Linked DNA regions of Mus musculus: regions 1 and 2 are each linked to region 3. Evidence: chromatin loops called from intact Hi-C (ENCODE). Cell type or tissue: heart. All regions are shown on one strand. Region 1 holds the start of Usp8 (ubiquitin specific peptidase 8). Region 2 holds the start of Usp50 (ubiquitin specific peptidase 50). Region 3 overlaps Hdc (histidine decarboxylase).

Region 1 (8,000 bases), 110 kb after region 3:
AATTCCCAGCAACCACATGGTGGCTCACAAACATCTGTAATGAGGTCTGATGCCCTCTCCTGGCTTGCAAAGAAAGAAAGAGAGAGAGAGAGAGAGAGAGAGAGAGAGAGAGAGAGAGAGAGAGAAAGAAAGAAGGAAGAAAGAAGGAAAGAAAGAAAGAAAGAAAGAAAGAAAGAAAGAAAGAAAGAAAGAGAGAGAGAAAGAAAGAAAGAAAGAGAGAAAACCAAAACCAACCAAACAAAGACTGTGTTCTGGTCAGATAGGGTTGAAGAATTTGCTGTCATTGGCAAGAGGCCAAAATCACTAAAATGATTGAGAAGAGATTAAACTATGCTTAAGAAGAGACCAGCAGCAATATCATGGAGGCAGAATCTGCTAGGAAGTGTTTCCTCTGAGTCAGTACACAGATGAGGCCCTTTGGAATGTGGTTAAGGGTCTCCCAGGAAACACTGTTTTTGAAAGCAAGAAGAAGACATGGAGAGCACCCAAGGCCAGGAGAAGCCATTAGTGAAGGCCCAAATTTAGTTGCATTATTGAAGGGGCATGGAAAGAAGTTGAAGATTGACAGTGTGTGGCAGTGTTTAGGATCCCTGACAAGAACTTAGGGGAGGTTACTGGTGAATGCAGTCCTTTTGCAATGGAAAGGCCAGAACTTTAAAGATGTTAGTGCCATGGAACAACCACCAAGGACAGCAACAAGTGTGGAATGGAGCTGGTCTGAGCCTATGAGAAAAGCTGTGCATACTGTGGATAGAAGAGCCACAGAAGCAGAACTGCTCAGCTGCTTTGGAGCCTAGAGATTGTCATAGCAACAAAAAAAATAACTAATGGAGCAGTTATGAATCATATGAGTGGAAATAAATTGTAGAGATATTATAATATAATATAATATAATATAATACAATACATAGTGTATTATAGTCTAGTGCTATCTTAAGGAAGGATTCCATCCAAACACATACATGATATACATGTATAAATATTAAATATTTAATTTAAAATATCTTTTTTAGATGCTTCCTTAAAGTATCATTATAGGTTAAAGTTAATAACATTGCCCAATTGTAAAACCACCATATCTCTTATCTGGAGTGGTTGGGACAACAGGAACTTCAGGGCTTTAATTTTTTTTTATTTGGAATATTTTCATATATAATGAAGTATTTTGGAAATAGAACTCCAAGTCCAAATGTAAAGTCTGTATGCTACTCATATACAAACAGATGACTTTATACACTGCTCTTGTCATGCCTATTTGATTGCAACGCCATCACATGGGTCTGGAGATTTTCACTTATGGGTTCACGTTCAACTTCTTGCAATTCCTCCAGCACACCCACTCTTTCCTGCTTCACAGTTTAGACAGCTTTGTCCTGTACATACCCATGTCCTACAATACAATTGAAGGAGCATATTTTCATCCAGTTGTCCCTCCTCGTTAAGATTTCTCATTCCATAAGTATTGAAAAGCTCAAATCTCACCCCAGGATGTTTATTAGTAATCTGGAGATATCTTCAGTCTTTCTGCTTTTACTGCATGGCTCAAATTGGGGATTATCTTGCCATTTCTTGTACCTTATGTTTGGTACCCGTTGACCCACACATCTACTTCTTCCTCCATTTACACAGAAACTCATGCAAATGATTTGTGATTTCTAGCAAAATCAGCAGCTGAGATGTTAGTGAAGGAGGAAGAATTCTGTTTGCTAGGAGTGGGACGAGATAGAACCAGAATTACATCAATGCAAATAAAATAACTATAGGTATGGGTTGGAGAGATGGCTCAAGAGCTAAGAGCTCTTGCTGCTCTTCAAGGGGACAAAGGTTCAGCTCCCAGCACCCATGTTGGGTGGTTCACAACTAACATGGCCTCAGAAGGCATCACATGCATAAATACATAAAATTGTTTAAAAAACTGTAGGTGAATATTAAAAAGCAGTATTTGTTAAAAGCGTTTCTGGGACCTCATCTTCAGAGATTAAAAAAAAATATTGTTCTCTGGGAGGGGAAGCACATGGAGATCAAAAGACAACTCGTGTGTGTGTGTGTGTGTGTGTGTGTATACAACTCACGTGTGTGTGAGTATGTGTGTGTGTGGACAACTCACGTGTGTGAGTGAGTGTGCATGAGTGTGTGTGTGTGTGTGTGTGGACAACTCACATGTGTGTATACAACTCATGTGTGTGCGTGAGTGTGTGTGTGTGTGTGTGTTTTCCAGGAATCAAACTCAGATTGCCAAGTTTACCTGGTAAGGACTTCACGCATCTTGTTGGGCTCAGAGAAAATTTTCACTGATACACTCCAATGATGTCTCTCTTCCTTTCAGTCCTACCTCCTTCCAATTGTCAGAGCACCCCAAAATGTTCTCCATGTGTTTTATACTTATTCTCACATTCAGCTCTAAGTTTTTCTTTCCTTACTCAATTCCACAAAGCTGAGCAGAGAAAAAACATTTTCCTAAAATAATCCATCCTCAAAAAAACAATTTCTTCCTTAATTATGAGGGGGAAAAAAAAAACATTTGAGGCTTTTATCCAGTAGTTCCCAGCATTGCACGGTATCAAATCACACCAGTCTTTACTTGTCTAGGGAGAACAAATAGTATATAATTTAGTGTTGATTTTTTAAAGGAGAAATGCAAGATTTTGTTTGTTTGGTTGGTTTGGTTTTTCGAGACAGGGTTTCTCTGTGTAGCCCTGGCTGTCCTGGAACTCACTCTGTAGACCAGGCTGGCCTCGAACTCAGAAATCCGTCTGTCTCTGCCTCCCAAGTGCTGGGACTAAAGGCGTGTGCCACCACCGCCCAGCACAAGAATACCTTTGCATGTAGCTAATTGTAATGGAAACGAAACTAAGGTTTATTTTAAAGGTTGGTAGACTGGATGCTTACTACTCTTTAACGTTTAATGGCAGCCTATCTGCTAAGTATTTTCATTTTATATACTTAGTAGAGCTGTGCTTTTAGATTTGACATGCATTAAAAAGTTGGACTGTCCCAACGGATTTAGTGACCAGGGAAAACAACTCCACTCTTAAGCAATTTTTATGTCCACGAGTAGCCCATCTTTTCTCCACAAGACAACTCTCCAAAGAGTTCAAACCCCAGCTTTGTAAGACTGGTCCTTTTGGAAATGTTGACGGTGTTTGTGCAATGTGTTTTCCAAACACGTCTGTTCTTTAACCAGAGGCTTGGCTTTGGAGAATGTTTATTCCCAAGTTTTAGAAGGTATCAATCCTCTCCCCGTATTTTCCCCCTAATGTCCGATCTGACGGGAAAAATGCACTATTGAGAGGCGCCAAAATATCCTCGATTCCTCCGTGGACAGCTCCAAGTCACAATGTGACACAATCTGAACTGACTTCCACCCGGAAAAGAGACGCGCGAGGACACCGGAAGCGCAGCACGCGCGCTTCCGTCCCGCACCAGCTCAAACTGTCCTTCCGACGCATGCTCAGGCCGGTTCGGCGCTCACCCTTCCGGAGAGGGCCGCCCTGATGTCCCTCCCTACGGGACAGAAAGGCGGAGTTACAGGGTTCACTGGAAGCTCCGCCCTCGCCGTGACGTTTCGAGACGCGACCCGTCGCCACGCAATGCGAATCGGGAAGAGGGGATGAGCTGCGCTGCCGTGCGTCTGAGAGCGAAGGCTCGTTCTCCTTCTGGTGGTGGGCGATGGGCGTCAGGCGAGGAGGCCGGTGTTAGCGGAGCGCGGGCGCTGCGGTGAGTGCGGCCTGGCTCCGGCCCCGGTTCCTGGGGAAGGCGTCCTCCAGCTGCTGGTCATCCGGGAGACGAGCCCTGTCCGCGGAGGGGTGGGACAACCCCAGACAACTGGCTGGTCCAGGGAGGGCCCGACTCTTGGTCGCTCCCGTCCCCCTCCTACGGTGCCCAGCGAGTTTGATGTAGTTTGCCGGTCTCAGAGGGTGGCCTTGACCAGTTCTCCTTTCTGTTGGACACTAGACCCAACTTTGGACTCCTTCCTTTTGCTTCCTTTTTTCTCATTTTGTGCTACCTACAACCCCAGGCCTTAATACGACCATTTGTCATGTTTTCCCTATTCCCCTTTACCCGGGTCACGCATGTTTTCAGTGAAGTACAAAAATTGAGTTAAGTAAACTCACCACACTTAAAACTTCTTCAAAGAGGGCATTTTCTTTTCTTAAAAATGTTTCTTCGTTTGTAGACTTGTGGCACTGACAAGTTCCCTTCACATCTGATGTACCGAGAGAGTTGTCAACCCCAAATCACAATGATATTCCTTTACCCACAAAGCTGCAGACCCTGTTCCTATGTTTTGTTCTTGCTTTCTGCCTATGACCTTGAGTCAGTCATTCAAGAAATATTTACGTGACTCACAGAGGTGTTGCAGAATCTAAGGAGTTTCATATTTATTAAAAAGCTCTAGGGTTTCGGATCAAAACGATGCCTAGCTAAAGGGTGTAATTCTTGGTTGTTCCCCGCCACCACCCACAAGGTCTTACTATGTAAACAGGACTTGTCTCAAACTCACTGAAACCTTCCTCCCTTGGCTCCAGAGATGGATAAAACTGCATCAAGCACCACTCCTGGCAAGGGTATTCTTTTTAAATCTTAGAGTATTCTTAGTTGTGTATATTATCCTACTTCATTAAAAATTCCATGTGTTATTTTTTGGTTTTGGTGGCTTTATTCTCTTTCTTTTTTTCTTACTTTCTTTCTTTTTTTTCTCGAGACAGTTTGTCTGTGCAGCCATAGCTATTATGGAACTCACTCTAAACCACGATTGCCCTTGATCTCAAAGTTCTGCCTGCCTTTGCCTCCCGAGTGCTGCCCACCACTGCCAGGCTCGGTGTATTGTTGGTGGTGGTAGTTTTTGGTTTTTGTTTCTGTTTTAAAGATATCTGCTTTTTTTTTAGTATTTCACTCTTTCTGTTTAAGACTCCCTGGTGAAAGTCAATCATGTTGGATTTAGGTAGTTTCTCATCTATAGAGCACTGGCCTAATTAAGGTGCTGTTGGCTGTATGTATGCTTATTTAAGAATATGAATTAGTATATAACTTAATTATGCCACTGTATCACTGTTGATCCTAAAATGTATATTCCTGCTCTTTTGCCCAGATATTGGGCATTGCACGGATCTTGCAGTAGTAATGTAAGCCTGTGAGGAATGAATAATGAATAGCTTGTGACTTGTAGTTTTTGAGATAACAATGGATAAGATAAACTAACAAAAATATTTAAGGTTTTCTTTTTATTCTTTAACTTGTTGATTTATTTACTTGAGCCTTATTAATCATCCTGATCTTTTGTTGATAAGAATGGAACCGAATCCAGATGGCTTTGTAAACCAGTTGTAATGTAAAGCCAACACATCAAATTTTATTCATTATATACTTAGCATCCTGATTTTCTTTCTTTTTTTTTTTTTTTTTTTTTTTTTTTTGGTGGTTCTGCAAACATCTTTACTAAACAGTTCCTTCCAGGGTAACAGGACTTAGCCACAGGGCCACAGCCAGGCAATACACCAACATCCCCAATAGCTCAGTTTGAACATAGCACGACAGGCTGCCCGTGGCCAGCAGGAGACAGAGGAGGGCAGGCTCCAGCGGTCACTTCTCTAGGGGTGCATAGTTCAGCAGCTTCTCAATCAGGTCCACGTGTGCTAGCAGCATGCGGCGGCAGCAGTAGCGCTTTAGGCCCAGAGCGTCCAGGGCATCCCCCTCCGTGTACTTGGCCTGCAGCAGACCCAGGTAGGCTTCCCATTTGTTGCCGACGATCTTCCCGCAGGTGAAGCAGCGCACCGGGATGATCATGGCGGCGTCTGACATCCTGATTTTCTAAAGGGAAGATTTATTTTGCCCCACAGTTTCGGAGACTTCTGCCCAAGCTTAATTGGCTCCATTACTTTGCATCTGAGGTGAAGTGCAGTCCCCTGTTAGCAAGGGTGTGTAAAGGAGACTGTTTGCCTCGGAGCGGTCAGGAAGCAGGGAGGAGTCTTGCATTTTATCTTGTTATAAAATCCAACTTTGTTCACCTGGATAGTTGCTGATGGTTGCAGCTGGAAATGATAACTGGCATGTCCACATCCAGTCTCTTTGTGTGGATTAAACTTCTCATGGCATGTGTGTTGGGCTCCATGACCACACTTGAGGCAGAAAGTAGAAGCTTTCAGTCTCTGAAAAGCCTGTATCAAGAAATTGGCACATTACTTCTAGTAATATTCTACTGGTTAGAGCAATCAAGGCGCCCTCCCCATCAGCTGATAGATTTATACTATTTTTGTGTTTATGTGTGTTTGGTGCTAGGACACCCAGGGCATGGCACATACATATCCTATCACCCATGGCCTGACTCCTACCTTTTAAAGCAAAAGGCTCTCAAAAACTACTTTATAGGCTCCCAACATGTGTGTGACCACTGTACACAGGTATATAACACACAAACACTGCATGCATTTTGTATGTATCAAATACTCTGTAGCAAATGTAATCTAACCACACATAATTGCTCTTAGAAACTGGGGTACTTTCTTCCTTCCCTTCCTCCTTCTTTTCCTTAGCATTCTAATATTTATTCATGTCCCTTAGAGTTCTTCTCTTCCTTGTTTAGCATTACGCTTTCCTTCATTGCAGAGATGTCTGTTCTTTTCTGAGTCTGTCTTCCCATAGAATGCCTAGTTTGAGGCCTTAAGTGAAATATCAGCTGTCAAAAAAGTAAAGCTTCAATTTCTTGGTGATTTATTCTCTTAATGTTAGTTATTAGTATGTGATGTCTATACACTTTTGATTGTGTGTATTTGTTTATATTTTTTGAAAGTGTCTTACCATGACCAAGATTGACCTCTAACTCCTGGGCTTAAGAGATTCTCCTGCCTCAGGCTCCCCAGGTAGCTGGAATTGCAGATGCATGCCACTGTACTCAATGGCTGATGTCTGTGTTTTAAAGAGAATTGTATATGTTTTAAAATATACTACATAAAAGCAGGATAAATAAAATAGTTATAAAATGTCCCTCCCAGACTCAAACTTTTCTTGCTTAGACTCAGCTTCAGACCACATTTTGAAGTATGTGTATCCTTTAGGAGGTGGGGCCTGACTGGTGGATGTTTGTTCCTGGGGATAGCCTGTTGAAGGTTTTTCCAATCTATGGCTCCCTCAGAGCTCTCTGCTTCTGGTTAGCCAGATTAGAGGAGCCACTTCAGCATACTCTTGCTGCCATAAATTCTGTCAGAACTTTCCCATCTATGATGGACTGAAGTTCTTCCAAAACAGTGATCTAAGATAAACTCCCCCTTAAATGATTTCTGGGTTTTGGTCACAGAATAAAAGTGATACAGTATCATTTTCAGTGATATTATGTTGTAACCTCCCAAACAATAGGGTTGTTTTTGTTTTTTTCTTTCTGAGACAGGGTTTCCTCTGTGTAGCCTAGGCTGTCCTAGAACTCACTGTGTAAACCAGATTGGCTTTGAACTGAGAGCTCTACCTGCCTCTGCCTCCTCATTGTTGGGATTAAAGGCATGCGCCACCATACCCTGATCAGTTTTCATTTTTATTTATTTTCTTATTTACTTTATGTATTTGAGTACATTGTTGATTTCTTCAGACACACCAAAAGGGGGGGATCAGATTGTATTACAGATAATTGTGTGGTTGCTGGGAATTGAACTCATGTCCTCTGGAAGAACAGTCAGTGCTCTTAACCACTGAGCCATCTCTCCAACCCCATCACTCGTCAGTTATTAAACTACAGTTTTGTTTTTATATTTGTTGTTGTTATTGGTTTGCTTGTTTGGTTGCTTTTGAGACATGGTCTTTTTAAGTAACCCAAAGTAGCCCTGAACTTAGCACCTTCTAGCTTCAGCTTCCTGTGTAGGTACACATTTTTGTATGCCTGTTACTGTTATTTAGTTAATAACATTAGTGTTCTTTGCTTTTCACAGAAGGAAAATAGGGTAATGTAAGCAAGTGAAAATATTCAAGTTTAATCACTAAATCGCCAAATTAGTGTGCCTAATTTGTTCTTT
Region 2 (8,000 bases), 180 kb after region 3:
GCAGGTTGGCCTTGAACTGCTTTCCTGAGAGGACTTTGATCTCAAGCTTCATCCAGCCCGAGCTGCTTTGTATTTGTGAAAAAGAAGCAGTGTTTAGACACTTGGTTTTAAACTCAGGTGAATTCCTCCTGGGCAGTTGGACCTGGGCTTTTTTGCCTTCCTGTTGGCTTGGAGGAATGGTTTTGTCTTGTTTTGAGCTGTTTGATTTTGTTGAACCAGTTGGGCTATGATCCTCTGAATGTCTGAGCACATCTGGAGTAATTTTGGGCTCTTCAGCACAGGAATGTGAGAATTTCAGATGTCTATAATATCTGCACATGGAGCAGGGCTGAGGCAGGAAGATTCCGAGTCATAGACCTGACTGGGCTCCACAGTAAAACTTAGTTTCAGAAAAAAATAAAAGTAAATAAAAAAAATAATTTTAGGAACTGGACAGAGGGTTCAGTGGTTAAGAGCTTTGGCTGCACTGGACAGTAGCGGCGCATGTCTTTAATCCCAGACCTCAGGAAGGGAATCTCTGAGTTGGAGGCCAGCCTGGTATACAGAGTGAGTTCTAGGACAGTCAGGTCTATACAGAGGAACCCTGTCTCGAAAAAACAAACAAACAAAAACAAACACTGGCTCTTTTCCAGAGGACCTGGGTTCAATTCCCAACACCCACATGGATGGTGGATGGAAATTGTCTGACACCCTCTTCTGGCCTCCATAGGAACCTGGCAAACAAGTAGTACACAGACATACATGCATAAACAATAAAAATTTTTTAAAATTTTAAGTAAAAAAAAAAAAGCAAAACAACCACTAAATAACAAATATCCTAACCTGGACATTTTCCTCAGGACCCCAGCACCAGAGCAGGTGCTGGGCAGGCCATGCAGTCTGAATACACATACAGCCTACATCTCCTAGCTCAGACTTGTTAGTTCTTACCTTTTTCAAAGCTTCGTGAAGCTCGTTGAGGACGTAAATCAGGAACTCCTGCGCATCTTGCTGTGTCTTTTTCAGAAAAGCTGGGTAAAGACTGCCAACAGCCGACAGAAATATCTCTGGTGAGACACAGTCTGAGTCCCCAAGCCACATATCTGTCATCAGGTAGGCAAAGGCGGTGGTAACCTCACTGCAGTCCCTGAGAAGAAGAGCAGAGGCAAAGGGCAAATATTCCCTGCTGATTTAATGAAAAGAAAAGACCCAGTCTCCGTGGCAAGGGATCCGTCCACGCCCCTGCACCAGAGCCCTGTCCACCTTGCTCTCCGCACCCTCCATGTGTGTTCTCTGGGGACCTACTGTGTCTGGGCTTGTGGCCCTTCACAAGGACTCCAGCGGGTCCTTTCCTCACCTCACCTGGGGGAGCTGGGGTGGGGCAGACTCAGGGAAGACCTCCTCTTACTTCTTAAGAGCTGTGATGTACTTTCCGGACAGGAAGTACTCCACCAGTGGAGATACGCTGCAGAGGCATTGCAAGATGGCGTTCATGTAGCAGGTGTTGCCCAGGTTCCGCAGTCCCGTCACGCCCTGGAAGTGTGGCTGGGTCTTAGACTCCGGCAGGGAGTCATAGTCTGCACACTCCGCACTGTGTGGGCCACATGGAAGGAGAGTGTTTCCAGGGGAGAGCATGAGTGCTAGTGCCGCTCAGACCCTGGCAACCTCTGAAATAAAAGTGCTCTTTTGTGGCTGGGAGGCAAGGTCTGATAACCTAGGCCTTCTCTGAACTGACAAGTCTCTTGTTTCACACCTCAGTGACTGAAGTTAGAAGTCACCAGCCTGGCAAGAAGGGTTTTGTTCCTTTTGTTTTGTGGTAGGCCCTCCCCATGTGTCTCTGGCTGGCTCTGCACTGGCTACGTTGACCAGGCTGGGCTTGAACTCACAGAGATTCCCCCGGCCTCTGCCTCCTGGGTGCTGGGATTAAAGATGTGTAATTCTAGCCAGGGGGTGGTGGCGCACGCCTTTAATCCCAGCACTCGGGAGGCAGAGGCAGGCGGATTTCTGAGTTCAGATTTCTGAGTTCGAGGCCAGCCTGGTCTATAAAGAGAGTTCCAGGACAGCCAGGGCTCAGAAAAACCCTGTCTCGAAAACCCAAAACAAAACAAAAAAGGTGTGTACTTCTCTGATTGGCTAGGAAGGATTCTTAGTGGGTTTTTCTCTCAAACTCACTCTCTACCAAGGACAGAAGGAGTTTAACTTAGGCCCAGAACTCTGAATGACATAAATGTTTGAATGTCTGACATAAATAAAAGTTTCTTCCTAAAAAGAGAGTAAAGAGATAGAGTAAACCTGCCGTCCAGGTCTCAGGGTGGCTTGGCTAAACATCCAAACTCAGCTGTTAAAAAACCAAAGCCTTTCCTGCTTTAACAGTAACATCATAGACATTTTGTACTTAGTCTGACTATATTAAACATTTAATATACATTCCCCATTAAATATTTGCAACAGCTCTTCTGGGTAGAAACAGTCCTTCTAAAATCCCATTTACAGGTGGACTAACCAGCTTATGTGAGTGAGTCATTTGCCCACAGTAGTATACCAAGGGCAAGCACATAGTGATGCAGGAGAAATGAAGGCATTTACCTACCTTACCTGGCCATTAAATTATATGGAATTACAGCATATGCTGAGAATGAATATAACTCTATAGGTGACATATGGAGAACATAATACAGTGTTGGAGCTGTGGCTCAGTGGGTAAGAACACTGACTATGGATTCAAAGGACCCCAGTTCAAATCCCAGCAAGTGCTTTATGGGGCCGTTAAAGGGTTGTAACTTTGAGCCTTTGTAGCTTCTTTTGGTGTCTGGAGACAGCTATAGTGAGCATGATACATACACATAGTAGGAACATATACATTCATATGTTAAGGGCACAGGTATGTATATATGCATACATATGTGTGCATACATGCACATTGCTACGCTAATAACTGATTATATATATTTATGATTAGGGTTCTTATGTTTGCTCATTTATAACACAGAAACATTCAGCATGAGAAAGTGTCCTTGGCCTGTGTGAGGCACTGGCTTTGGCCTCAAGCTCCTGATCCCCCAGCAAAACAAGGAACACTACCTCTTCCTGGCAGGGTTACTGCGAGGGCCATGCAGGTGCCATGCAAGGTGCTTAGCTTAGATCACATAATAAATGATATCTTTTAAAAGAATACAACATAGCCAGTTATTGGTGGTGCAAACCTTTGATCCTAGCGTTCAGGAGGCAGCAGCAGGGGGGATCTCTGAGTCTGAGGCTAACCTGGTGTACAGAGTGGGTTCTAGAACGAATAGCTAAGGCTACACAGAGAAACCCTGTGTCCAAAAAAAGACAAGTGTATATTTATACACACACACACATATGTATATATACTTATATACACATACACATGTGTGTATATATGTCTATGTGTGTATGTATATATGTATATATACATCTATGTACCTGTATAGTATGTATACACGTATATTTACATGTATACACACATATATACATATATATGTATACACACATATACAGATATACGTGCATACACACACACACACACACACACACACACACACAGCTTGGGTTCTGAAGAGATGGCTCAGCAGTTAAGAGCATTTCTGCTGTTCTTTCAGAAGATCCTGGCTCACTTCCCAGCAACCACATGGCAGCTCACAACCATTTGTGTCTCCAGTTCCAAGGGATCTAATGCCCTCTTCTGGCCTCCAAGAGCACTGCTTTGGTGTGCTTAAATTGTCAGCAAAGCATTCATATACATAAAATAAAATCTTTAAAAGAATAAATGACTTAATGTGGAGAGACGGGACTGGAGCATCTGCCCAGCATGCAGAGATGGGAAATACTGCAGGCTCCAGGAGGCCTCCTTGATCTGCACAGCTCCCTCTTATCTGACCGATTCAGTAGGGCCGCTCACCACCTTTGTCCTTTATTACCTTTCTTCCCACAGACTGAATCTGAAATCCAGGCCCCACCGCTCAGCGGCCTCACTCAGTGCCTCTGCTCAGTTTCACCCATCTGAAAAGTGTGCCATTCTCACTTTTACTCAGTGATGTCACGGAGGCCCTGAGCTGACTGATCAGGGAGTACATGTATGTTATCTCTTCTGGGTCCTTCATGGGTCAAATCTGGCAGAGCCCTCCCAAATGCAACAGGTGCCATGCCCCCTCTAGGTAAGCCCTCCCCCAGCCCCCCACTCCTGAGGTTATCTATAAAGGCACAGGACATAGAGGCTCACAGGTTGTAGTAGGCACCGAAGTCGTCTGCAGGGACCGGCCGATGAGACGCCATGTCAATGAAGCACATCAGGCTTTCACTTCTACTCACGAGCTACCTTTGATCCTTTTAACTTCATTTCTCCAGGACTGCTCCCTGGCTTGTTTTTGGTTTTGAACCGTTTGAATGCCCCCCTCCCCCCTTTGTGTTGTTGCTGTCTGATTTCACTTGACTCAGGCCCAGTTCTTCTTGGATCCTCCCCTGCATCACAATTGTCACCCTTCATACCAAGGTTCTAACGTGTTGTCAAGGGATACCATTATTTGTTTGTTTGAAATGCTTCTGAAAGATCAACTTTCTGAGAACGAATTGTCCACATCACAGCTCTCCCTCTATTTCTGGGTTTCTCACACACAAGCACACAGAGATGTTCACCCTCTGGATTTGGGGACAGTGTGTGGCAACACTGCTCCCATGAACCCTAGAGGGACATCTCTTCCCCTATGGAGGAGGTAGTGAGATTTTTCTCATCCCGATGCATACACAGTGAGGTCACCAGAATTGTTTATTCTTGGGATGGAGACACAGCTGGATATGGGCACATACCCATAGTACACAGGCTGTTAGGGTTTTACTGCTGTGGACAGACACCATGACCAAGGCAACTCTTCTAAGGACAACATTTAAATGGGGCTGGCTTACAGTTTTAGAGGTTCAGTCCATTATCATCAAGGTGGAGAACAAGGGCATGTCCTGGCAGACATGGTGCAGGAGGAGCTGAGAGTTCTATATCTTCATCTGAAGGACACTAGAAGACTGGCTCCCATGTAGTTAGGAGAAAAGAATCATTGCCCACCCCCACAATGACACATTTCCTCCAACAAGGCCACACCTCCTAATAGGCCAAGCATATTTAAACCACCACACAGGCTTATTATAGGATTTACAAGCTGTGGCCTCTGGGGCACACATGGTTTTCTGAACTCAGACTTTTCCACTGGAGGAAAAGGATGGCATCCTCAGTTCTAACTAAAAGCATGGGGCTGTGACCTGGGAAAGCACCCGTGCTGGGGCCTTGCCTCTGGAGTGCCTAGTTGCTGCTGGCCTGCTCTCTGAGCAGATCTACTGGGTCAGCCAAGCACCAGCAGAGAGCAGGCAGAGAGCCCTTAGGATCAGTTTATCCCAGGTAGGGTACTGAAGACAGGCTGAAGGAAAAATACTCTCAAAGTCCAACTTCATAGAGCAATGAGTTTCAGTGGGGTCAGTTAGGGCATATGGGTGGAGAGATCAGGAGCAAATAGGACTCAGCTGTGTCACCGAAGACCCCAGTATGAGTGACAGCTCATGAAAGCTGGGCTCCAGGAGCACACACAGCCTGCAGGCACTCAACAGATTGCAGTGTCCTTTCTAGGCCTTTTAGTCGTAAGCCACACACTGCAACACACACCACATGACATCGATCTCTCTCACACACTATGCCAAACCACCCGGCAACACACACAATGACTAAGAAATATACATTAGATCCATAATGATGCCCCTCTGTGTATGTGCATATATGTATTGAGAATCAGAATTCACACCAATAGTCACAACCTTTCTAGATTTATTTTCCCTTCCTATACAATCTAACTCTAACTGGGAGACACCTAGCTTCTGACAGCCCTAGCATAGCTCCTGTCTCATCAGTCCTCAATGCTGTGTTCCCACTGCCTAGCACGTGACATTCCTGCCTCATCTGCACACCAGGGCACCACTGCCCACAGCTCATACAGCTCACACTAAAGTAAGAGGGCTGCTTCTTAATTTTTCCTTATCTCTTTGGTGGCTTGTTTTAATCTGCCCCTCTTAGATATTTCTTTCTAGTCATCTGAAAATTGTGCAGTACTTTCAAAATCTACACCCATGTATTTTAAATATTTTGACAATATGAAAGTGCAGTCTATGCTCTTTTCACATATTTATGTTAAGCTAAAGTTGAGTAGCAAGGGTGACTATGTTATTCCAATCCACTTGGTTTTTATGCTATGGGTGATACATAATGGATTTTTGTGAAAACGTCAATGTTAATCTGCTAGTGAGGTTGGAAGGTAAGGAATTCTGTGTGATGTAACAACAGAAACTGCTGTGTCTTGGCAGGTGAGAATGCTCCATGGTTAAGCATCCTTGATGCTGCAGCTTAGCTTCTTCCTGCTGGATCAGGAATTAAAGTGCCAGGCACTTTCCTTGTTGCCGCTCTGGCACAGTTACAAAGAACCTGTAAAGCAGGGCTGCACCACCACCCGAACTCCATACCGTCCTTCGCAGCCTGTGCAGTCCTTTGTCCTTTGCATTGCGGGTTGAGACCCCTCTTCTCGTGGGCTTTTCTAGAAACTTACAAGGAATGTTTTAATAAAAGGTGAGATGAGGTGCAATGACTTGGAGGTGACTGGGCTACTTCGCCTCTAGGGATATAGAACCCCTCTCACAATTAGTGATAAAACCTTGTAAAAGCCCCCAGCATATAACCCAGTGGGCAGATCCTCCCTGCTCAACCAGCCTTCCTTCCCTCCTCAGTCTCTCTGGGATGATAAATTTATACTTAAACTGCATCATGGCTGAATTATTTCCTGCAAGAAGACAAGGACCAAGGAGAAATGCTCTCTGGTAAGAGACCACACTGCGAAATTGAGAAGAGTGAGGTTTACCCATACATAAAATCATCTTCAATATGATGCAATTTAGAGATCATTGAGATCTTTGTCCATCCAGGCAGCTGTGTGCCAGAGACTTCCAGAGACTAAACAGCTGGTGAAAGTTAAATCAAGGTTGGGGCTCTTGAATTCTCTCACAATTGTGATGAATAAAAATCTAAAGTGAGGGGGCTGGAGAGATGGCTCAGCAGTTAGGAGCACTGACTGCTCTTCCAGAGGTCCTGAGTTCACAGACCCCATCTAGGTCAGAGCAGCAATACTTGCAAGGTTGGCCGAGATGGCCCTGGCAGCCCAGGCTAACAGCCGGCAAACCAGTCAAGCTCAACAAAGCAAGTCAGAGGTGATCAGGGCGCTTGAGAGAGGGACCGCTCTTCTATCTGCGTGGATCAGAAGAACGTGCACAGAGTATGTAAACCTTTCATTGCCCTGCTCCCTGTGTGCAGAGAATCAACCATTTGCAATAGGACTCTCAATATGGTTTGTTTGTTTGAGACAGTTTCTCTATAGCCTTGACTGTCCTGGAACTGTAGTCTAGGCTGGCCTTGAACTCAGAGTTCCACCTGTCTCTGCCTCCCAAGTGCTTCTTCTATTAAAGACAGGAGCCACTATGTCCAGCTGGGGTTCTCAGTCTTTGTCCAGTTTCTGGTCTAAATCCTATAAAAAGCCCCTAAACAACGAACCAACTCAATGTTTATTTCTCTCTTGGGACCCTTCCCACTTGTTTTTCCCTAGTTTCTCACTTTTCTTTGATTTCTCCCAAGAAAGGTTGTTTTCACTTTAGATTTTAAAAAAAATTATATATCTATTTCATGTATGTGAATACACTGTCACTGTCTTCAGACACACCAGAAGAGGGCATCGGATCCCATTACAGATGGTTGTGAGCCACCATGTGGTTGCTGGGAATTGAACTCAGGACCTCTGGTAGAGCAGTCAGTGCTCTTACCCACTGAGCCATCTCTCCAGAACCCTAAAAGTATTTTCTAATGTATGAATGTTTTGCTGGCATGCATGTATGTGCACCATCTATACACTTGGTGTCCTCAAAAGCCAGAACAGGTGTTGCTGGGACTGGAGTTACAGGTGGCTGTGAGCCACTGTGTGGGTGGG
Region 3 (8,000 bases):
TTGTACACTAAAACACAGGTTTTTAAAATATGGCCTGTATATTTATCATGGAAAAATTAAAGATTTCAGACTGAAATAAAGAAAATATCAGCTGGGCGGTGGTGGCGCACGCCTTTAATCCTAGCACTTGGGAGGCAGAGGCAGGCGGATTTCTGAGTTCGAGGCCAGCCTGGTCTACAGAGTGAGTTCCAGGACAGTCAGGGCTACACAGAGAAACCCTGTCTCGAAAAACCAAAAAAAAAAAAAAAAAAAAAACTGGAGTGATGGCTCAGCAACCACCATCTGACAGTTAAGAGCACCAACTGCTCTTCCAGAGGTCCTGAGTTCAATTCCCAGCAACCACATGGTGGCTCACAACCATTTGTAATTGAATCTGGTTCCTTCTTCTGGTGTGTCTAAGACAGCTACAGTGTACTCATATACATAAAATAAATAAATAAATCTTTTAAAAAATAAAGATTTCATAGCATATTGATCTTTTATAAAGTTTTTATGAACTTTTAAATTTTCCTGTGGTTCTCTTGAGTTTTACATTTACATAGAATGCTTGAATATAGGACAGGGCTGTGGCTCAACTGGCAATCCACTAGCCTACCTTGCACAAAATGCTGACTTCAATCAACAACTGAATAAAGTTAGACATGGGGAGGTTTCAGTAGGAGGATCAGAGGAAGTTCAAGGTTGCCAGGAATGATGATATTTAAGTCTTTAATGCCAGCACTCGAGAGGGGAGCCTTGAGCTCCAGACTAGCAAGAACAACAAATGAGACCTGGGGGCGTGGGGAGGGGGGAGTAAGTGACAGACACAGCACATGATAGGGCTAGAGATTCCAGTCTGAGACTCACATACACTCTCTGCTAAGTGAATTAATTTTTAAAGATTTATTTAATGTATGTGAGTGCTCTGACTGCATGTACACCTACATGCCAGAAGAGGGCATCAGATCCCATTACAGATGGTGGTGAGCCACCATGTGGTTGCTGGGAATTGAACTCAGGACCTCTGGAAGAGCAGTCAGTGCTCTTAACTGCTGAGTCATCTCTCCTGCCCCACTAAGTGATTTTTTTTTTATGGGCTGGAACTCCCACTTGATATTTCGTTTTAAAAGAAGACAGAGCTTCAGGTGTCTTCCTTGACCATGAAGAGGCGGTGCCATTTGAACCAACCTCTATCTGCTCCTCTATCTGCTCCACTCTCTCTCTCTCTCCAGTCAATTTCAAACTCTTACCACCGCCTCATGAACTTTTTCTTTTCTTTGAGAAAGGCTCTCTCTCATGGATCCTAGACTGGCTCAAAGTTACAATGTAGCCAAGGACGACCTGGTACCATTGATCCTTCTGCCTCCACCCCCCACTGTGGAACTACCTGCAAGCGCTGCCAGGAGAAGGTTAAGCAATACTAGGGGGTCAAACAGTGGCTTTGTGCATGGGGAGTAAACAGTGTACCAATGGAGCTACGTCCCCACTTGATCCCTAAGAAGTTCTTCATGTGCAAGTCCAGGCCTTGTCCGGGAAAAGCATACTAACTGTTCTCCTGGCCTTTATATGCCCATGCCCCATTTCTAACCTGGTTATGATTCTCCCCTATAACTCCTTTCCTCTGGGCCTGTTTTCACCACCTGCCCTGTCAAAATTCTCCATGTCTCACTCACATGCCCCACAATGTCCCCTCAGAGCCCACCTTTGTCAGCATCCTCACTTTTTAAAATCCAAGGGAGGGTGATTCTCCCAAGGCTTGGGCGGCAGAAAGTAGGTCTCCCAGTTAATAAGACATTCTCCTCCTGCCCTATTCTCTTCCCTCCCATGAGGCAAGCTGTGTATGAGACAGAGCAGAGGCCAGGGGAGAGGAGGACACAATTACAGGTAGTGTGTTCACTACAGACCTCACCTAGAAGGTGAAGAGCAGGTGTGGCTGTGTTGACACACCATTCACCAGGGAGCCATGACAGCCACTCCTTCTTAAAGACTCGGCCCTACTTTGACCATAGACCCTGCTCTTTGACCTACTTTCACTTTCTCTTTCCGTAAACTAGGCTTTTGAGTGCTCAGTTCTCAAAGACAACAACAGGAAAGGTGAGACTCTCAGGAAATCGGTGAAACAAGGGATGTCAGAACAGAGGAAGTTGCACTTAGTGGTGACTGTTTAGAAAATAAACAGTGTGAACTACAGATCACAGACAGTCCACTGGGACTACATGGAGATCAGCGCACCTCTACATAACCAACATTCAAGTCCCTCTGCGCACCCTACCACTGAGCCACAAACCAAGGATCCCCTGGGCAGATTTGTAAAACCGAGGCAAAGTCTTCCTTCCCATGGAAAATGCAAAGAATCATGGGCTTAGTCCCACGGCTCTCGCGCAACATACGTGTCTGACATGTGCTTGAAGATTCTTCACCCCGAAGGACCGAATCACAAACCACAGCTTAATGGAGCGAAAGCGCCGGCTCAAGGGGATCTGCCAATGCTAGAAACAAATAACACAGAGCTCATGGTTAGAAGCAACGTGCCCACTCCCTCGGGCACTCCTAGCATTCTGTGTTGCCTGCAGAGCACTCCTGGGATTTCCCTGGTGTCACCATGACTCCCAAAGCTGTTGCTAAGGAGCAAACCAAGACAAGCTTATCTGGGTAACACTAACAGTTCCAAGCCTGTGACCTGGAACCGAGCGTGACCTCTCGAAAACTGCTGTTTTAAGTATTTCATCCCAGCCTAGAAACTCCTAGAAGTTCCTTGAGTAGCAGAAATTAAAGTTCTATGTCTGTTCTTCTCAACATTAGTGTAGCTTTAGGATGGTGATTAAGAGCTTAAACCCTGGGGCCCCACAGACCTGGGTTTCCCTTTAGCTCTGCCCTGGCTCCTTACCCTGTGTGACTTTCACAGGGCCACCTCACGGGCACATCAATGGCATAGGACAAAAGGTGCTTTCCAGGAAAGTGGCTTGAGGACAGTGCAAAACCTCAGAGAAAGTTGTCCAGGCAGTGTAGGCTGTTTAGATGATAAACAGGTGAGCTAGGAATCACATGTGTGTGTCTGTCTGGCACCAAGATGGTCAGTCCTTACTTAATCTTGCTGCCACCTACTGGCTTTGGCTTTCACCTGTGAGATTCCTGTGGCCTCAGATGCTCCATCCAAGCTTTCCGACTGCACAGGAACCCCTGCCTCAGTCTGAACTGATCCCTGTCCTGGTACCAAATTCAACAGAGCTTAAAGTTCAAAGCTGCAGTTACCATAGATTCTGAAAATTCCCAATCCTAGTGCTCAGGTCTGAAAACAGAGCAAACGGTTTGCGGGACACTTGCAGTTGTTCTAACAAGCAATGTGACTTCTCCTAAGCTTTCCCCTCAAATGTCAGAAAACCTCTGCCACAATTTCTGCTCTCTAAAAATATCCATCTCGTTGACCATTCCTCTGCCTCTCTCCATGGAGTTGCCAAAACTTTACTGATGTCCCCATCTTTATGCTTCATTGTAGTCTCCCAGAGTAGACACGGCTGGCTTATTACTCCAGTATCAAGGACAGTATGTTTCCTTGCACTAAACTCTCAGGCATGATGGTGCATGCCTTTAATCCCAGCACTGGAGAGGCAGAAGCAGGCAGACCTGCTGAGTTCAAGGACAGCCTGGTCTATATGTGTAGTGGAGTTCCAACCAGGAGGGGGAGGGTGGAGGGGAGAGAGAGAGAGAGAGAGAGACTTTTGTCAGCCAGAAGAGGGCATCAAAACCTTAGGAAAGGACAGAACCTCTGCCGCAGCCTGCTTAGAGTCCCCTATAAAATGTCCCGGTTTCTAGATGATTATGGTAAACTGACCACCTGGTTGGAGAGGGGCAGGAAGTATCTGAGCTGTGCACTTCTCTGATTTCTGCTTAATCTCCATCCCGTTCTTCTCACTCTGCTAAAACCAAACCATGTGGGTCCTGAGACTGCCTTAACCAATGTCTGCTGTTCGAGCTCCTAAAGACCAGCATGGGACTCCCTTCACCCCAGATGTCTCCTAGCATCCTCTGTGTCTTCCCCAAGGCTTTCTGAATCTCTGCTGTTGGTGCTCTCTGCCATTGGAGAAGTATAGAATGAAGTGGAGGGGAGCTTCGCTGACAACAGGTCCAGATTCTTGAGGCTCCCTCCCCCAAGCTAAGTACCTGGGACACTGTAATGCTTCCAGATCCTTTGGGGGGGGAGGGGCTAGGCTTCTACTCAAACTGTAGCCCCTTGGGGGCAAAGAAGCTTGGAGCAGCTACAAGGACCTTGGTATTAGGATAAAGAGAGCAGCCTCGTTGCTCTAGAAGTGTCTTCATACTCCTGGAAATGAAGTCCACTAGATTCCACAGCGGTGTCATGATGGAAGCTTCCCAAAGCATCAAAGAAAGACATTCCCAGAGATCCAGCTGTTTCTTAGAAAACATCATTAGTGGCTCTCAGACCACACGGGGGCTTAACTGAGCCATGAATCTACTTTAAGATAGACTCTCAGGAGCTGCTAGAATCGCAAACATAACAGGGCTTTAAGGACACAGCAGTGCTCAATGGGTAGAATGCCTCCTTAGCAAGAGGAGGCCCTGATTTGATCCACAACACTGTATAAACTGGGCACAGGCAGCGTACACCTATGATCCTAGCATTGGGAGGCAGAATCAGGATCAGAAGTTCTGAGTCCAATTAACTCCTAGAATCTCCTCGTAGGCATCACTTCACAGTCAGGATTGACTGGCAGTGTTAAAATTTTTTTTTTTTAATTTTTTGAATACCCATGGGAAAGGCAAGAGAGGTATCCACCTTTATTCTCCCATAGAAGGTCTCCTCCCACCCCAACACTATAAGCTTACTATTTGCAACTTGAAAGCCTTCCTAAACCTCCAGAAATTGTCTTCACCGGAGAATCATCAGTTTAATCAAGCAATAACGGCACTAGTGCTATAGAACTAAGTGAAAGGAAACTTGGTTGTCTAGGGAGAAAGGCAAACCAGTTCTCCACCAAGATGGCCGGGCTACACTGTCCTTGTATCACTGTATTAATTATTCCATTCTCACGACGGGCTTAGAAGGCAGAACTGCTCGTGTCTCTGTTCACACAGAGAAAAAGCTAGGCAGAATCCAAGCTGCTCGTCTAGGACCAGTCAGGTCATTCCGAGGAGAAGCATGGCTTCAAGCTTCTGACCTTGGCGTTTCTGTTTGGCCATGTCGCAATAGCAAGCTTAAATGACGACATTTTTAGCACTTTGTGCATGCTATTTGTTGTGCAATTGCCACCCAGACACGGTGCTAAGGGATTGACGTATGTGTTCCCATCAAAACCTCAGAGCCCCTGTGAAGTCAGTGCCATTTTCCCAGGGACTTTCAATGGTTTCCCAGATGACCGCGGATGAATGGAATTCCGAGCCATGCTCATTGTGTTCGTCCTTCAGACCTTTCACTAGCCGTGTGATGTGTGACCCGCTCGTGGACATCCCAATCTCACCTAAAAGGCTCATCTTCAACTGAAGAGCCAATATGAAGAGCCTGCTGCTGAAACCCTAAGCCCGGAGGAGCCTGAGATGCACAGCCAGAGCTCTGCAGAGGGTGCCAGCATCTCAGCCTCACGACAGAGCTCCTGCATGGCCATGATGTCCCAACATCGCTCCTGCATGGTCTATGATGTCAAGGAGAGTGATGTAAAGGCAATTTAATAAAAGCCTCTTTCCCACCAGAGGAAATCATCTACACTCTCCTGCTGGGCAGTAAGCGACAGACAGACAGACAGACAGATAAATGATAGATCTCCAAAGATGCTAAAAGGAGTTAACTGATCTTTCTGTGACAGAGAGAACACTTCTGGAAGAAAAACAAGTCAAAAAGACTCAGGGATTGTGATTTTTCTAGTTTTCTTTGTTTGTTTGGTGGTGGTTTTTGGTTTTTGGGTTTTTTGTTTTGTTTTGTTTTTTGTTTTTTGTTTTTTACATTTTCTGGATTTCATTCTGTGTGCTCATGCACAACTTGAAATCACGTTTCCAGTGGGAAACTATGTGATGAACACATAGAATGCTGCTTCTGAAGGCAGAAGCCATGCAAAACCTCAGGGGCCAGTCCACAGACCCTGTCTTAGAAGCCATGGGCCACCCACTCCTGGGAACTCACCATGAAGTCCGTGGCTGCACCAGAGTTGGCATGTCGGAGGTAGATGGGGTTCACACTAAAGGTCTGCTGCAGCTTGTACTTGTCCTTGACCCTGTAGATTGCCAAGTGGGCATTAGTGGCTGAGGTCTCCCTAAGGAAGCGAGGCATTTCCACATGTGGAGAGCTCAACTCACCAGAATCCAGTACAGTCAAAGTGTACCATCATCCACTTGGAAGGGTTAAAGGTGAAGGAGTCAGCGTACTCGATGCCCTCCAGGAACCCCCGGAGCTCAGGGCACAGAAAGGCCGTGCCTGCATAAGCAGCATCGACGTGGAGCCACAGTCCCTCACTGGCACCTGAGAAAGCAAATGTCATGTGCTACAGGGGAGCCATGGAAGAGCTACTACCAGCCAGCCAAAAGGCACTGCCCTCCTAGCCAACACCACAGCAGGCTGCAGTGAGATCTGGGAAGATGACATACTTTGCTAAAGGAGTCAGCAAGGGTTCTGGAGACGAGGTGATAGGGTGTTGGTATAAGGAAGTGAAACTGAAGCAGACATTGTTGCCTCCTGATAGGTAGGTCTTCTCTCACTGGGCAGAAGACCATTACATTCTTGGCCTCAACCTGGAAAATCCTAGCACAAAATCCAACTGCTTTATAGCCCAGAAAGCGACATCAGTGCACCTAACACAGTACTTAGAGAGATGTCTGTCCTCGGTGGGCGTCTCACCAGGGAGTTAAGCAATTACGTACAGGTGTCTTATCCGTCCTGTGGTTTCCCTTGATCTGCCCCTTCCCTTTCCAGAAGCAGAAGTAAATATGTCACTGAGTGTCACCCGTTGCAACATTACGCGTGAGAGAATGTGAAAGCTTGAAACTCTTCTATAGCATGGCTATCCCATGTCCTCGAAAGGCTCATGTGTAATTTGTTTCACAGGGTGAACTGCAAAAGGTAGAGCCCATCAAGAGGTCCAACACCCACACTGTGCCTCACTCGGGGCCCCGAAAGTGATGGGGTCAAGTGATTATAGACTGGAAGAAGCTTCCAAAGTGCGAGCCAAAGTGAAGTGTGTCTCTTTCCAGTTTCATCATCTAAGGTATGTGTTACAGAATGGAGAGCTGACTGGTGCTTCCAAGGACGTAGTGGAAAATACAGAATTTCTGGCTTTTATCTCACCACTAGGAAAAGTCCAATGGCCTCTACTGCTGGGTAGTGACTCTCATGACCTTTGGCATTTTCCCTCCCTCCCTCGCCACCAAATTGAATGAAGAAAATAATTCAGTGAAGCTGGTTCCAAGTTCTTGTTCTGGCAAATATTTCAAATGTTATTCCTTATCTTCCTAGCCTATAATGACAGATACTTACAGATGGGCCCCAGTTCTGACAGCCTGTCAAATGCACAGACTCCAGTAGTCCCTAACGTTGCACAGACCTAGAGAGAAATAATGAAGGTTCACATGACACAGCAACCTATGCCAAACACACGTACATTTAAAATGAAAGTTTCATCAGGTGATCGGGTGTGGTGGTGCCCATCTTTAATCCCAGCACTCAGGAGGCAGAGGCTGATAGGTCTCTGTGAGTTCAGGCCTACATAGTGAGACCCAATCTCAAGAAGAAGAAGAAGAAGGAGGAGGAGGAGGAGGAGGAGGAGGAGGAGGAGGAGGAGGAGGAGGAGGAGAAGGAGAAGGAGAAGGAGAAGAGAAGGAGAAGGAGAAGGAGAAGGAGAAGGAGAAGGAGAAGGAGAAGGAGAAGGAGAAGGAGAAGGAGAAGGAGAAGGAGAAGAAGAAGAAGAAGAAGAAGAAGAAGAAGAAGAAGAAGAAGAAGAAGAAGAAGAAGAAGAAGAAGAAGAAGAAGAAAAGGAAGAAAGGAAGGAAGAAAGAAAGGAAGAGGAAGGCAGGTAGGC

What was found. A loop is a pair of places that touch in the nucleus more often than their neighbours do. Peaks named below come from ENCODE experiments on the same cell type or tissue, not always from the same donor. Only the 100,000 strongest peaks of a DNase experiment are listed, where the experiment ranks them.
Region 1: a loop joins it to region 3, with 8 times the contacts of the local background. A loop is called at or near these places in 2 of 42 quality-filtered maps.
Region 2: it touches region 3 in a loop (10-fold over the local background); 21 of 42 quality-filtered maps call a loop at or near these places.

Annotation. Positions count from the first base shown.
Region 1 is chr2:126,703,771-126,711,770 of GRCm38, forward strand. It overlaps Usp8 (ubiquitin specific peptidase 8), which reads left to right and starts at 3,558. Exons shown (of 19, transcript NM_019729.3): 1 at 3,558-3,717. It also overlaps the pseudogene Gm10774. In heart, a CTCF peak has its summit at 3,607; a DNase peak (open chromatin) is centred at 3,531; H3K4me3 peaks cover 1,830 bases; H3K27ac peaks cover 1,375 bases; H3K27me3 peaks cover 1,082 bases.
Region 2 is chr2:126,779,001-126,787,000 of GRCm38, forward strand. It overlaps Usp50 (ubiquitin specific peptidase 50), which reads right to left and starts at 4,460. Exons shown (of 7, transcript NM_029163.3): 1 at 4,220-4,460; 2 at 1,388-1,570; 3 at 931-1,126. The coding sequence starts at 4,287. In heart, a CTCF peak has its summit at 3,693 (motif pointing left); a DNase peak (open chromatin) is centred at 3,651.
Region 3 is chr2:126,595,502-126,603,501 of GRCm38, forward strand. It overlaps Hdc (histidine decarboxylase), which reads right to left. Exons shown (of 12, transcript NM_008230.6): 7 at 7,460-7,526; 8 at 6,286-6,448; 9 at 6,113-6,203; 10 at 2,370-2,468. Among named protein-coding and RNA genes, the nearest start is that of Hdc, 19 kb to the right of the region's middle. In heart, CTCF peaks have their summits at 938 (motif pointing right), 3,074 (motif pointing left) and 3,717 (motif pointing right); no DNase peak of the experiment used is centred here; H3K27me3 peaks cover 614 bases.